2 separate regions of the Homo sapiens genome follow, and region 2 is linked to region 1. A link is a contact called in ENCODE Hi-C or POLR2A ChIA-PET data. All regions are on one chromosome and are shown on one strand. Each heading gives the region's core, a stretch centred on a gene start or an enhancer-like site at or near the end of the contact. The rest is flanking DNA. Distances are from core to core; before and after follow the strand shown.

Region 1 (7,180 bases), core at 1,712-4,211:
TCGTTTACGGCATTAACTTGTAAATTTGTCACTAACCCACAATCTTTCCCTGGGCTCAAGACCCATATATACCACTCCTTACCTTAAAATTCATGTGTCCCCAACTGAACTTGCGTTGGATAGTATTAAATAGGACTTGTATTACCCAGTTTATCTTAGATTCTGCATTTGAATTTGTAACCCCAGGGAAATGGCCCTTTCCTACATCTCCAGCCCTTTTTAATGTCTATGCACAGGAGGCTGAGGCGGAAGGATTGCTTAAACCCGGGACGCAGAGGTTGCAGTGAGCCATGGTCACACCACTGCACTCCAGCCTGAGCAACAGAGCAAGACCCTGTCTCCAAAAATAAACAACACACCAAAAATTCTGCAGTTTCCCAAAGTCTACCTCAGAGTTTTCACACATTCTGATCCCTCTGCCTGGGGATGCTTTATTCCCTTCACCTAGTTAATTGCCTACTCGTCAGATATTAGCTCAAACCTCAGTTTCTCAGGAAAGCTCCTCATTCCCTCAGATTATTCACTCGTCTCAAATACATATTTATTGGTTTAATGTCTGCATAAAGTGTAAGCTCCATGAGGGCAGTGCCTTTGTCTCCTTTCCTGCTCTTTGGCTGAGGCCTAATATATTGACACAGTAGGTACTCAAGAAATATTTCTTGTATCACTGACTAAATTAGATTGAGATAAAGTAATATTGTGAATCAGTGGCTTACTACTTATTTTGTAGATAAAACAATTTACCCTGTCTTGAGATGGTAACTTCATTTTTTTTTGAAACGGAGTTTTGCTTTTGTTGCCCAGGCTGGCGTGCAATGGCGCGACCTTGGCTTCACCGCAACCTCCGCCTCCCGGGTTCAAGCGATTCTCCTGCCTCAGCCTCTCGAGTAGCTGGGATTACTGGTATGCACCACCATGCCCGGTTAATTTTTGTATTTCGAGTAGAGACGGGGTTTCTCCATGTTGGTCAGGCTAGTCTCGAACTCCCGACCTCAAGTGATCCACCTGCCTCGGGTTTCCAAAGTGCTGGGATTACAGGCATGAGTCACCGCGCCTGGCCAAGTAACTTCATTTTTATGGCTATGCCATTTCAGGTAGTGCTTCGTTGAGGCATCAAGACTCCACTGACCAGCTTTTTCACTTTATTGAATTACATAACCTTTTTTTTTTTTTTTTTTTTTTTTTTGAGACAATGTCTGACTCTGTAGCCCAGGCTGGAGTGTGCAGTGGTGCACTAGGCTCACGGCAACCTCCGCCTCCGGCTCAAACGATCCTCAGCCCCGTCCTCCGTACCAGGTGAGTAGCTGGGACCACAGGCGTACACCACCACGCCCAGCTAACTTTGTGTTATTATTATTATTTTAGTAGAGACGGTGTTTCGCCACGATGCCCAGGCTGGTCTGGAACTCTTGAACTCAAGTGATCCACCCGCCAAGGCCTCCAAAAGTGGTGGGATTACAGGCGAGATCTACCGTGCCTCAAATCACATAACCTTTTAATGTCTCAGTTTTGTGATCTACCAAATGGTATCCCACAGTAGCCGCCTCTCAAGGTTATTGTAGGGTTATGTGTAAACTGCTTATTGCATTGCCCACCTTATAGAAAGCACTCCATATTATAATCATTAACTGTGCTGGAAAATTCCCAACTCTCCAGATGCGGAGTTCTGCAAGGATGGTTGGGGAGAGAGTTGCAGCCAGATTAGGTCTCCAAACAATTTACTTAAGCCTCTGAAGGCCGGAGCTCAAATCCCTCCAACCCGGGTACCTAACCAGTACCTCAGTCCCAAGAGTGTATTGCATTCAGTCAAATTCACCAAAAGGCGGCGGTGGTCTTTAGGAAGGAAAAGGCTCGCGGTCCTCCGCCTCAACGACCCTCCTGCACAGAATTCCTGATTTTAAAAACCAGCTGGCCACTTTGGGAGGCCGAGGCGGGCGGATCACAAGGTCAGGAGATCGAGAGCATCCTGGCTAACACGGTGAAACCCCCGCCTCTATTAAAAATGCAAAAAGAAATTAGCCAGGCGTCGTGGCGGGCGCCTGTAGTCCCAGCTACTCCGGAGGCTGAGGCAGGAGAATGGCGTGAACCCGGGAGGCGGAGTTTGCAGTGAGCCGAGATCGCGCCACTGCACTCCAGCCTGGGTGACAGAGTGAGACTCCGTCTCAAAACAAAAAACAAAACAAAAAAAACAGCTGGCTGGGCGTGTAGGCTCACGCCCTTAATCCAATGCTGAGAGGCGGAGGCGGGAGCACTGCTTGAGCCAAGGAGTTCCAGACCAGCCTAGGCAAAATAACGAGACACCATCTCTACGGAAAAAATAAAAATAAAAAAGTTAGCTGGCCATGGTGGTGCGAGCCTGTAGTCCCAGCTACTGGGGAGGCTGAGGTGGGAGGATCCCTTGAGGATAGGAGTTCGAGGCTGCAATGAGCCATGATAACGCCAGCGCACTCCAACCTGAGCAACACAGTTTATTTATGATAAATAAATAAACATACCTAAATAAAAACCAGCCAAAATGGTATCGTTTTCCCTTTGTGGCCCCAATATCTGGCGCTTTCCACCATTCCTTGGCAAACAGAACAACCAGAGAGCATAAAAGTCGAGTCTAAGCCAGGGACTCTCGCGAATCCCTTCTAAGGCATACCCTATTTAAACTTTGTATTATGCTATTCAGGAGGTTGACAAACAGCCTTTTCGGGAATGGGACTCGAACTCGTAAGCCACGTCTGTTCCTCCATTTCCCGCCTCAGCTGGATGACGGAGAGGGATCTCCGGGATTAAAGAACAACGACCGCAGGCGAGTGCACGAGCGAGGTGCGCGCGCTGAGTAGGGGGAGGGGCCTGGCGCGCGCCGAACCAGATCGAGGGGGTGGGGGCGAGCTCTCTCGCGAGAGTGGGTTTGTTCTTGGGCTGCAGCCGCTGCCGCCGCTTCTCGCCAGCGCCGTTGCTGCGGGGGATTGTGGGAGTCTCCGCGTCCCGCTCGCTGGGAGAGAGGTACCTCTCCTTTTCCCTCTCCCTTTCCCTAAGGTAGGCGTGAAGCGGGTAAGAGTCGGGGTCGGGTGGCTGGGGGTTCTCCGTGTCCGCCGGGAGGGGACAACGACGGCGACAGGGGCTGCGGGGAGCCGGCGGCGCGCCTTTCTTGCTCGCTCCCGCTCTGCCTCCCTCCGCGTTGCGTATGTGAGCCGCCTGATCGGCGGCCGCCATGTTAGGAGCGCAGTGGCGGCGCAACCAGCCTTCTAGGGCGGCGGAGGTGAGCGGTCCGGGAGGGAAACACGCGGCCGGCCAAGGGCCCAGGGTGCGGCGGGAGATTTTGGGTGAAGAGGTGCGCTGACCGGCCGAGCTTCCTGCGCGTCCTGGGCTCGTTGTGGGCGGGGGCGGGACGACTAGCCCGTTACACGCGGGCCGCGGCGCTGAGGGGGAGGGAGGAGCTCGCTCGAGGCCTGAGGGACAGACTGTACACTGGGGGCTTGCCGTTTGAGGAGGATGGTTAAGATATCTAAGTCCTTGGGTAGCGCCAGTGCCAAATAACCCGTTCGCCTTTTTTTCTCTGAAAATGTTCCCCCAAAATGGAGGATTTCGCAGACTCTGAAGAGCCTGCTTGTTTGAGCAGCGTTTCTTTCTTTTCCCGGTGTCTCGGCCTTCACGCCGCTCCTTGCCCATCGCCTCAGAGCGCCCCCTAAGACTCCCGGCCCACACGCGCGCGCGCGCGCGGCGTTAGCTGGACATCAGAAACAATTCCTCCCCGCCCCCCATCGCGTAAAAATGGCCGAAAAATGAAACGTTAACGCTTGTTTTTCGTACTGCGTCGTGGAACAAGCCGCCTGCAGTACAGTGCGAGGCGGGTGATTTGCACTTGTTTAGTCAAGTCACCTCACATCCTTTTTCTCTTTATCAAAATAGTATTAGTCCAGGTTCCTCCAGAGAGGATCGTGTGGTGTGGGACCTTCCGGTTTCCAGACAAAGGGTTTTGGAGTACCGTGGTGTAGTCGCCGCATCGTTCTTTGCATTTCGAGCTCTGTGCCATGTTCTGTGTTCGGCATTTACCGTGGATGAATATCCCCTAGGTGTTTATCCTGCTCTGTGGCCCTGTTCTGTGGAATATTCCTATTGGATCAGTTACAGTTTTTTAGCCAGATATTTCTAGAACGGTTATGGTGGTTCTGAAATGGCTAGTCTTTCGGGCGCGCTGGAATAATGTGAAGAATCGTTGATTTCGTAGGTAGGGGTCACGAGATTTTGTATTGGTACTGCGTTCTGTGTTTTAAACCTTGGCTTAAGATTTCTGAATAGTCGGTAAAATACATTTTTCTCCCAGGGAAATCTAAACAGTTGACTATGCGGACAAAAATGATGTTTCAGGCTATTTTAATAAATGTTTAAAATTTCCCTTTAAAAACATTTCTTTACTAATGGCTCAGTCATCTACGCAGTCTATCGACGTTTTTCACAGTATTGTTTTAAAAATCAAGAAAGGCTTGACATTTTCGTTGCAAAAACGCTCTGGATGATGCCTTTTCCACTTAAATAGAATGTTTTTGCAAACTCGAAATTAAACAACATTAAAATACTGCATGAAGTTTCTTGGTTATGTAAGATTTGGAAAAGATCATTTAGCCAGATGTGTGTTGAAGTGCTTTAAATTTGTATTTCTTCCTTTGCACTTAACAGTATATACTTAGAACATTACTTTGTACTTTACCCAGAGAAGTTTCGCTTTATCATCTTTATATATTTTTCAGCCGTGTACAGCTTTTATATCACATTTTGAACTAACTTGGAAGGATTTAACTACCCTTGATCTGTGCATTTGTTTTAGTCTTTAAACATACTAATTTTTTTACTAATGCTTTTAGAGTTTGTAAACGCTAATATTACAAGTCAGTTAATGGTTTTTACTGAGGAGTGCAACGGTGGTGTCGTATTTTAGGAGCATCACGTAGTTCAAATCCCTAATTTTATAGAAGAGAAGGTTAAAGCCCAGATAGGTCGTGACCAGTTGCAAATAGTAGCAGTGCTGTCAGTGTGGTCTACAGAGGTCTTGGATCTTTTTTTTCTCTGAAACAGGATCGCTCTGTTGCCCAGACTGGAGTGCAGTGGTATGATCAGTGGCTCACGGCTCACAGCAGCCTCGACCTCCCAGGCTTAAGTAATCCTCCCACCTCAGCCTCCTGGGTAGCTGAGATCACAGGCGCGCGCCACCACACCAAGCTAATTTTTTGATCGTCTGTAGAGACGTGTTCTCACAATATGGCCCAGGCTGGTGTTGAACTCTCGGAGCTCTTAGATGTTGATTCAGACTCCTTCATAGTATAATAGGCTTAAAATGGAAAGACTGTGCGTACAGGAATTTATCCTAAGGAAGTAATGTGTCAGATTTGCGTATATAAATTTAATATCAGTTATTAAGAATTTTTTTTAAAATTAAATATTCAAGTTTTGGGAATCTGCTAATTCTGTTGTGAAAGTGGAAATCTATACAGCCACTTAAAACAGTATCGTAGGTGAAGAGTATGATGGGAAAATGGTAACGGTATACAGTTTTAACTGGAAAGGAAAATGTTGGAAAACTGCTAATGTCGTTTGATTGTTTTTTAAACGACAATGTAAACATGAAAATAGAGATATACCCCAAAATGTTTGCTCAGATGTTGGCATTGTTTACTCCCTGATGTTTTTCTGAATTTACCACGAGAAATAACATCAACTTTTGTAATGAGAGAAAAAAATGAAAAACATATTTTGTAAATACTGTAACTGCTTAAAATATTAGAGTCCTCTGTATTTTTAAGCGAAATTGGCATAGACAAACTAGCTGCTTCAAGTCTGAAGTGAAAAGTACTGAGAAGTGACAGAAAGTAGTGCTTGTGTAACATTTTGGATATTGGGTATAAGCAAACACAGGAATCAGAATATTCTTAGGCAAAAATGTTAAAATCATTATTATTGGAAATAGTACTAATTAGCTTACAATATGAATTGCAGCCAAAGAATTGAATAATGGTTAGATGTTCTTAGAACATCTTTTTGTTAGGGATACTTGATTTTATATATCTCCTTTAGTTAGAATTACAGTACAGCTATCCCACACTTCTGGCAACAGGTTCTAAAAGTGGATGATTGCGGCCAGTGGCCCGTGATCCCAGCACATTAGGAGGCCAAGGCGGGCGGATCATCTGAGGTAAAGAGTTCTGAGACCAGCTTGCCCAACATGGCGAAACCCCATTTCTACTAAAAATTACAAAAATTAGCCGGGCGTGGTGGCAGGCACCTGTAATGTAATCCCAGCTACTTGGGAGGGTGAGGGAGGAGAAATCACTTGAACCCAGGAGGCGGAGGTAGCAGTTAGCCGAGGTGGCGCCACTGCATTCCAGCCTGGGCAACAGAGCGGGACTCCATCTCAAAAAAAAGTAAAGTGGATGATTGACTTAACATTTGGGATGGACAGTGCTAAGTTTGTTGGGATGGATTGGAAGGGTTATAGGCTGGGAGTGTAGTTTTGCCATTTTCTGTATATGTGGTTGGTTATTCTAAGGCACAACGCTGTCCAAGAAATAAAGTGCTGTAATTTATAATTATTAGCTATGTAGCAAACCTTTCTCATTGGATCATTAGGATTAAGGGCTCTGAAGTTCTTGATAAAAGTTTATGTGTAGAAAATTTAATGGATAATTAAAAGTAAAACAGAAAACAAGCCTATGGGTTGAGTTTTAGATATGTACCTTTAAAGGGGTTTTATGTGTAATTTAAAAAATTGAGTATAAGTGTTAGGTTTTAACGCATTTCTATTATAATCCTATTTGTAATACAGTAAAAGTTACATGATAAAGTGCTGTTATCTGACCTAACCTGAATATAATTTATTACTGTGGCACTTCTGTGTGGATGGAGTGCGGAGTGCCTTTGATGTGATGTATAATTTTCCAGTTGTACATCAAGCCCTAATGTTCTCTGTATAGATAAAGCTCAAGGCTCTTTGGAAGTGGAAAATAAAAAGTGAAGTAGTAATGAAAGCTTAGGTTTGAAAAAATTTTAAAGCTATTCCAAAATTTAAAGTATGCTTGCTCCCCACCCACCAAACCTTAAAAACATCTTATCTGACATTCTCTTTAATGTGGTTCAGGCAGAAACAGGTTAGTAGGAAAACAAGAGGGGAGCTTGCCTGTGGAGAAGGAGAGAGTAG
Region 2 (6,955 bases), core at 2,456-4,955, 190 kb after region 1:
ACATTGTCTCTACTAAAAATACAAAAATTAGCCAGGCATGGTGGCACGTGCCTGTAATCCTAGCTATTCAAGAGGCTCAGGCAGGAGAATCACTTGAACCTGGGAGGCAGAGGTTGCAGTGAGCTGAGATCTTGTCACCACTGTACTCCAGGCTGGGTAACAGAAAGAGACTTCATCTCAAAACAACAACAACAACAACAACAACAACAACAACAACAACAACAACAACAAACACAGGCTCCACGGTGCAGTGGTCTAGGGTCCAGGCTCTGGACAAACCTGGGTTCAAATCCTTTCTCTTCCTCTCTCTAAGCTATGTGATATCGGATAAATCACTTTACCTCTCAGAACTGCACTTAAAAAAAAAGGCCAGGCACAGTGGCTCATGCCTATAGTTCTAGCACTTTGGGAGGCCGAGGTGGGTGGATCACCTGAGGTCAGGAGTTTGAGACTAGCCTACCCAACATGGTGAAACCCCGTCTGTACTGAAAATACAAAAATTAGCCGGGCGTGGTGGCAGGCACCTAAAATCCCAGCTACTTGGGAGGCTAAGGCAGGAGAATCACTGGAACCTGGGAAGCAGAAGTTGCAGTGAGCCCAGATTGTGCCACTCTACTTCAGCCCGGGTGAAAAAGTGAAACTCCATCTTAAAAAAAAAAAAAAATCTAAGGCTGGTGCAGTGGCTCATGTCTGTAATCCCAGCACTTTGGGAGGCCAAGGTGGGTGGATTACTTGAGGTCAAGAATTCAAGACCAGCCTGGGCAACATGGTGAAACCCTGTCTCTACTAAAAATACAAAAAAAAAAAAAAAAAAAAAAAAAAAAGCCATGCCGGTGGCAGGGACCTGTAATTCCAGCTACTTGGGAGGCTGAACCCAGGAGGCAGAGGTCGCAGTGAGCTGAGATTGTGCTACTGCACTCCAGTCTGCGCAACAGAGTGAGACTTTGTCTCAAAAAAAAAAAAAAAAAAAAATCTAAAATAGGTATGGGCTTGGTGGCTCCTGCTTGTTATCTCGGCACTTTGGGAAGCCAAGGCAGGAGGATTGCTTGAGCCCAGGAGTTGAGACCAGGCTGGGTAACATAGCAAAACCCTCTTCTTTTTAAAAAATATATAAATAAAATAAAACAGGAATAAAGATTATTCCTTCCTCATAGGGTGTGAATTAGAAAAGGCACATGAGAGCACACAGCATGCAGTAAATATTTATTGAAAGAATTTACAGCTGGGCTCACGCCTGTAATCCCAGCACTTTGGGAGGCTAAGGCAGGCGGATCACTTGAGGTCAGGAGTTTGTACCGGCCTGGCCAATACGGTGAAACCCTGTCTCTACTAAAAATACAAAAATTAGCCGGGCGTTGTGGTGGGTGCCTATAATCCCAGCTACTCGGGAACCTGAGCCAGGATAATCACTTGAACTTGGAAGGAGGAGGTTGCAGTAGCCGAGATGGTACCACTGCACTCTAGCCTGGGCGACAGAGGGAGATTCCTTCTCAAAAAGAAAAAAAAAGAATTCACAAGTGACCTTGGGCAAGTCACTTAATGGCTCTAAGCCCCATATTCCTTTCTGCAAACTAGGCATCATAGCAACATCCTTCATGCCTTGGGATTAAAGGATTTGGTAGACATGAAAATGCTTTGAAAAATATAGTGAGTTCTGTGTGTTTAGAAACACAAGAGGCTGTGTGTCTTAGTGTCTGTTTTGTAGATCGAGAAATGGGGGCAGAGAGGATGGCCCACCTGGCAGGATCAGCCGCAGATATCCGATGTAATATGACCATGCCAGCCCATGGGCCACGTTGAAATTCCCTTTTTCACACACTGCAGAGATCTCAGCTGGGGCCAGGCCCTGTGGACAGCAGGATGTGGCTGGGGGGCCTCCATCAAGGACACCCAGAGAACTCCTCCTCCTCCTCCAAGGCTTCCCAACCTGCTCCTGACTTGATCCCTCTTTTGCCATTGCCAAACCCACTGTTCCAGGACATTATAGGTTCTACTCCATGGACTCCAGCCTTTAAACCAGTCCCACTCCCAGTACTCAGCTCAGGGCAGGTCACACCAGCCACAGCCACCACTTGGCCAGAGCTTCTACCTCCCCCTGTGTCATACCTTGAGGCCCAGGAGGATGTTCAGTGCCTGCGAGAGGCCCAGGAGGGCAAGCATCCAAGTGAAGGGCGGGCCGACCGCATTTGGGAGGGAGTAGTAGAAATAGATGGACAGCAGCAACAGGGCCCCACGGCGGAGGGGGCAGCCCAGGCAGGCCCGCACAGTCCTCCAGTAGCTGCCCCGGTACCTGTGAGTGACAGCCAGACCCCAGACCCCAGCCCCCAGCCCAGCTCAGCCAGAGAGGTTCAAGGAGGGGCAGGGCTAGGCATCAAGGGAGTGACACACGTTGGATACCCCGTCCCTGGGTACTGCAGTGAGTCACCTGGAGTGGATGTGGCGCAGCTCCTCAGCCAGGCTGCAGACCCCGTTTAACAGCAGTCCCAGCTGCAGGGAGGCTAGGTGGAGCACCAGGTACCGGAGAGTGTGCTCTGGTGGCTCTCCTAGCCCCCAAAGGGTCACCAGGCAGGCACTCAGCAGAACCAAGGCTGCCTTCTGGGCCCCGTGACCCCTGGGACACGGGATGGATGGATGCAGGCTGGAGTGGGGCATCTGTGGGCACCAAGAAATCCATGACCATTCTCCCCTTGCCCTCCTGCCCTTCTGGGACTGAGGCTCTGGCTGGGCACTTCCTCCCAGTTCCCCTTTCCCTGGTGCCCAGCCACTCCCAGAGGCTGCTCTTAGAGACACCTCTAGGAGGCAGGCTGGGAATAAGTCACCCCAAAGCTCCTGTCTCAGCGAGGTTTGCTGAAAACAGAGCAGGGCCTGCACATACACGCCCCACCAAGACCCAGGGAGACCACAGGTGTGGTGAAGAAAGAAGGCAGCAACTATCCCAGACCCAGACTTGAAGCTGTCCTGTGCAGCCGTACCCAACCAAGAACCCTTGGGGACCTGGGTTCCCCTGTCCCCGGAACCCACCCCAGGGAGGACCTTAGTCAACAAAGTGGAAAACAGAGCTCAGGGAGTGGGGACAGGGCAGCCAGCAGGCACCCCCTCGCCTCTGGGTGCCAGGGGCCCTAGGTTTGGCGTTCTGCCAGGCTGATCTTGAGCCTACCTTCTGCCTCCCGGACACTGGCTGCTCTGGATGATGACGAGGAGAGAAGGCCCGGCGCTACGAGCAGCCAAGGGCAGCTTCTCTGAGTGCAGCCTGAAAATGAGATGTTAACAACGATTGGTTTCTCCACAACACTCTAGCCCTGGCGTTTCTCCAAACCGCAGCTTTACTGGTGCTGGGAAGGAGGGTATTTCCTGTTCCTCAGGAAGGGAGGTAGGAACCTTCCCTCAAAGCCCTGATGAGCTGGGCCTGAGTCCTGGGGTCAGGGGTGAGGTTTGAGAAAGCCTCCATTCCATTGCCCTTTGCTACCCCCAAACCAAGGGTGTTTAGAAACACTCACCGCAGTCACAGCTCTGAACAGCGGGTTCCCCTCAAGCCACCACGATCAAACACACTGTACCTAACACCTGAGCAGGACTCCACACACTCAGCCAAAGGCAGCACACACATCACACGATGATTCCCCGTCTCATATTTTTCTTCTGGTTTCCAGGATGCAGATTCTTTTTCTGAAAAGTGTGACCTAGGAGGGAGGAGTGAAAAATGAACAGTTATTTCCGGTAACAAGAGCTATTTTTATAAAGCACTTGGTGGGAGAGGAGGGGCACAGAGGAATGGGGGTTTGGCTCTTTGCAGGAAATGGCCACGCCTGTGACTTCTCCAAGAGAGCCTGCCGGTTTCTGCCCAGAAGGCGGTTGTGGGGATGATATTAGGTAGGAGCAAAAGTAATTGCAGGCCTGGCACAGTGGCTCATGCCTGTAATCCCAGCGCTTTGGGAGGCCGAGATGGGTGGATCACTTGAGGTCAGGAGTTCAAGACCAGCCTGAGCAACATGGTGAAACCCCATCTCTACTAAAAACAAAAATTAGCCAGGCGTGGTGGTGGGCGCTTGTAATCTTAGCTACTTGGGAGGCTGAGGCAGGAGAATCGCTGGAACCTGAGAGGTGGAAGTTGCAGTGAGCAGAGATTAGGCCACTGCACTCCAGCCTGGGCAACAAGAGCGAGACTGTCTCAAAAGAAAAGAAAAGAAAAGAAAAGAAAAATGATCTGACCTACATTGTTTGAGTGTAGGTTATAAAATCCCCATGCATCAACCTAAATTATAATAATAATAATAATAATAAAGTGTTTACCTTGTTCCAGACATTATGCCAAGTGTTGCATATATCACTTCACTTGTATATCATTTCACCAGCCACCCTGTCAGGTAGGTATAATTCTAGCCCCATTTTATAGATGGATAATCCGAGGCTCAGGGAGGTGAAATAACTGGTTTAAGTAATTGAGAGTGGGGACTTGAAGCCTGGTGGGTTGCTCCAAAGCCCAGCTTGCTCTGTGCCTTGATTTCATTCCAGTAATCCCAGCACTTTGGGAGGCCAAGGCAGGAGGATCACTTGAGCCCAGAAGTTTGAGACCAGCCTAAGCAACACAGGGAGATCCCATCTCTACAAAAAAAAAAAAAAAAAATTAGCCAAGCATGACGGAACACGCCTATAGTCCCAGCTACTTGGGAGGCTGAGGTGGGAGCATCACTTGACCCCTGGAGGTAGAGGTTGCAGTGAGTTGTGATGGCACCACTGCACTCCAGCCTAAGTGACAGAGTGATACCCTATCTCAAAAAAAAAAAAAAAAAAATAGGCCAGGCGCAATGGCTCATCCTTGTAATCCTCGCACTTTGGGAGGCCAAGGCAAATGGATCACTTGAGGTCAGGAGTTCGAGACCAGCCTGGCCAACATAGTGAAACCCCATCTCTACTAAAAGTACAAAAAATTCGCTGGGCGTGGTGGCGGGTGCCTATAATCCCAGCTACTCAGGAGGCTGAGGCAGGAGAATCGCTTGAACCCAGGAGGCGGAGCTTGCGGTGAGCCGAGATCATGCCACTGCACTCCAGCCTCGGCAACAAGAGTCAAACTCCATCTCAAAAAAAAAAAAAAAAAAGGCCGGGTGCAGTGGCTCACTCCTATAATCCCAGCAATTTGGGAGGCCAAGGCAGGCAGATCACCTGAGGTCAGGAGTTCAAGACCATCCTGACCAACATGGAGAAACCCCATCTCTACTAAAAATACAAAAAATTAGCTGGGCGTGATGGCGCATGCCTGTAATCCCAGCTTCTTGGGAGGCTGAGGCAGGAGAACTGCTTGAACCTGGGAGGCGGAGGTTGCACTGAGCCGAGATCGTGCCATTGCACTCCAGCCTGGGCGACAAGAGCAAAACTCCGTCTCAAAAAAAAAAAAAAGAGAAGAAAGAAAGAAAAAGAGAGAGAGAGAAAGGAAGGAAGGGAAGGGAAGGGAAGGGAAGGGAAGGTCTGACCTACATTGTTTGAGTGTAGATTATAAAATCCCCCTTCCAGAGAGGGCCCTGCCCCACACTCAGAAAGAAGGAACACACGCTCAGAGAGGCCAAGAAGAATCTAGACAGACGGGCGAGGCTGGGTTTCCCCACTCATTCTATTAGCATTAGAGCATACCCTTTCTGTCCAATTATATTTCAACAAGGGTGTCCATACTTTAATGAACCTAAACGTAAAAATAGACAATTTGCCCTCTGTCTTTGGGTCTTCATTCTGAAGGCCTCTGTGACACATAAAACTCTGATCAAATAAATTTGTATATTTTTCCTCCTGTTAATCTGCCTCTTGTCAGTGATTTTCAGCAAGCCTTCAGAGGGCGGAGGGGGAATTTTTCCTTGGCCTTGACACAAGCTTTGAGTTCCCTTGGGGTGGGAAGTGTCTCTGGCTGCAGTAAGCTGCTTCAAAGAAGGGGCAGGCCTGGAGAGTGAGGCTAGGATGGCACCCGCAGAGCAGCAGTAGTTCATTCCTGTCCAGGTCAGAGGGGTCCTCGCCCTGAACCCTTCCCCACATCATGACCAGACATGGGAAGACACACATTGATAGATGCCTTGGCCTCAGAGGAGCAATGAGGCTTCCTGGAAACTCTGGTTTTTCAAAATCATGCCCTAACAATGCAGGGAATTCCCTACACTTTCTCTCCTCTACAATAGGCTCACATAAAGACCTAGGAGAAGGCCAGGCGCAGTGGCTCATGCCTGTAATCCCAGCACTTTGGGAGGCTGAGGCGGGCAGATCACGAGGTCAGGAGATCGAGGCCATCTTTGGGAGGCTGAGGCAGGAGAATCGCTTGAACCCGAGAGGCGGAGGTTGCAGTGAGCCAAGATCGTGCCACTGCACTCCAGCCTAGGCGACAGAGGCAGACTCCATCTCAGAAAAAAAAAAAAAAGATCCAGGAGAATATATGACAAAGTTCTAACAAAGGTTACTCTGTGCAGTTGGAATATGGGTGATTTTTATTCTATTGTCCTTTTTTGCTCATTATGTTTTCTAAGATTTCTTTTCCCTACATTGAACATGTATCATTTGTTTAATGTTTATTTATTTATTTATTTTTAAATTTTTGAGACGGAGTCTTGCTCTGTCGCCAGGCTGGAGTGCAGTGGTGCGAACTCAGCTCACTGCAACCTCCGACTCCCTGGTTCAAGCAATTCTCCTGCCTCAGCCTCCAGAGTAGCTGGGATTACAGGCACGTGCCACCACACCCAGCTAATTTTTGTATTTTCAGTACAGACGGGGTTTCACCATGTTGGCCAGGATGGTCTTGATCTCCTGACCTCGTGATCCTCCCACTTTGGCCTCCCAAAGTGCTGGGATTACAGGCGTGAGCCACCATGCCTGACCTGTTTAATGTTTAAAATATGCCGTAAAGAAAATCCAGCTGGGCACAGTGGCTCACGCCTGTAATCCCAGTGCTTTGGGAGCTCAAGGCAGTAGGATCGCTTGAGCC

The links. Hi-C counts contacts between places; a loop is a spot of excess contacts on that map. ChIA-PET counts read pairs that join two places held with the same protein, here RNA polymerase II (POLR2A). Pooled maps may share reads with other maps.
Region 2: a map of ascending aorta shows a loop between it and region 1 (4-fold over the local background). The contact joins the promoter of STING1 here to the promoter of MATR3 in region 1. A Hi-C loop is called at or near these places in 1 of 168 maps with a recorded cell type or tissue (ascending aorta) and 10 of 50 pooled maps. POLR2A ChIA-PET finds 5 or more read pairs at or near these places in 7 of 52 experiments (CD4-positive, alpha-beta T cell, CD4-positive, alpha-beta memory T cell, WTC11 and 3 more).

Annotation. Positions count from the first base shown.
Region 1 is chr5:139,290,779-139,297,958 of GRCh38, forward strand. It overlaps MATR3 (matrin 3), which reads left to right and starts at 2,962. Exons shown (of 15, transcript NM_018834.6): 1 at 2,962-3,027. LOC124901081 (a long non-coding RNA gene) reads right to left here and starts at 2,779. Exons shown (of 4, transcript XR_007058956.1): 1 at 2,496-2,779. RefSeq lists enhancers at 3,034-3,737, 3,738-4,440.
Region 2 is chr5:139,479,053-139,486,007 of GRCh38, forward strand. It overlaps STING1 (stimulator of interferon response cGAMP interactor 1), which reads right to left and starts at 3,706. Exons shown (of 8, transcript NM_198282.4): 1 at 3,498-3,706; 2 at 3,158-3,250; 3 at 2,426-2,652; 4 at 2,107-2,290; 5 at 1,738-1,846. The coding sequence starts at 2,652. It also overlaps the pseudogene LOC101059986. RefSeq lists a silencer at 1,972-2,266 and enhancers at 2,869-3,098, 3,619-3,748, 3,759-3,878, 5,731-6,231.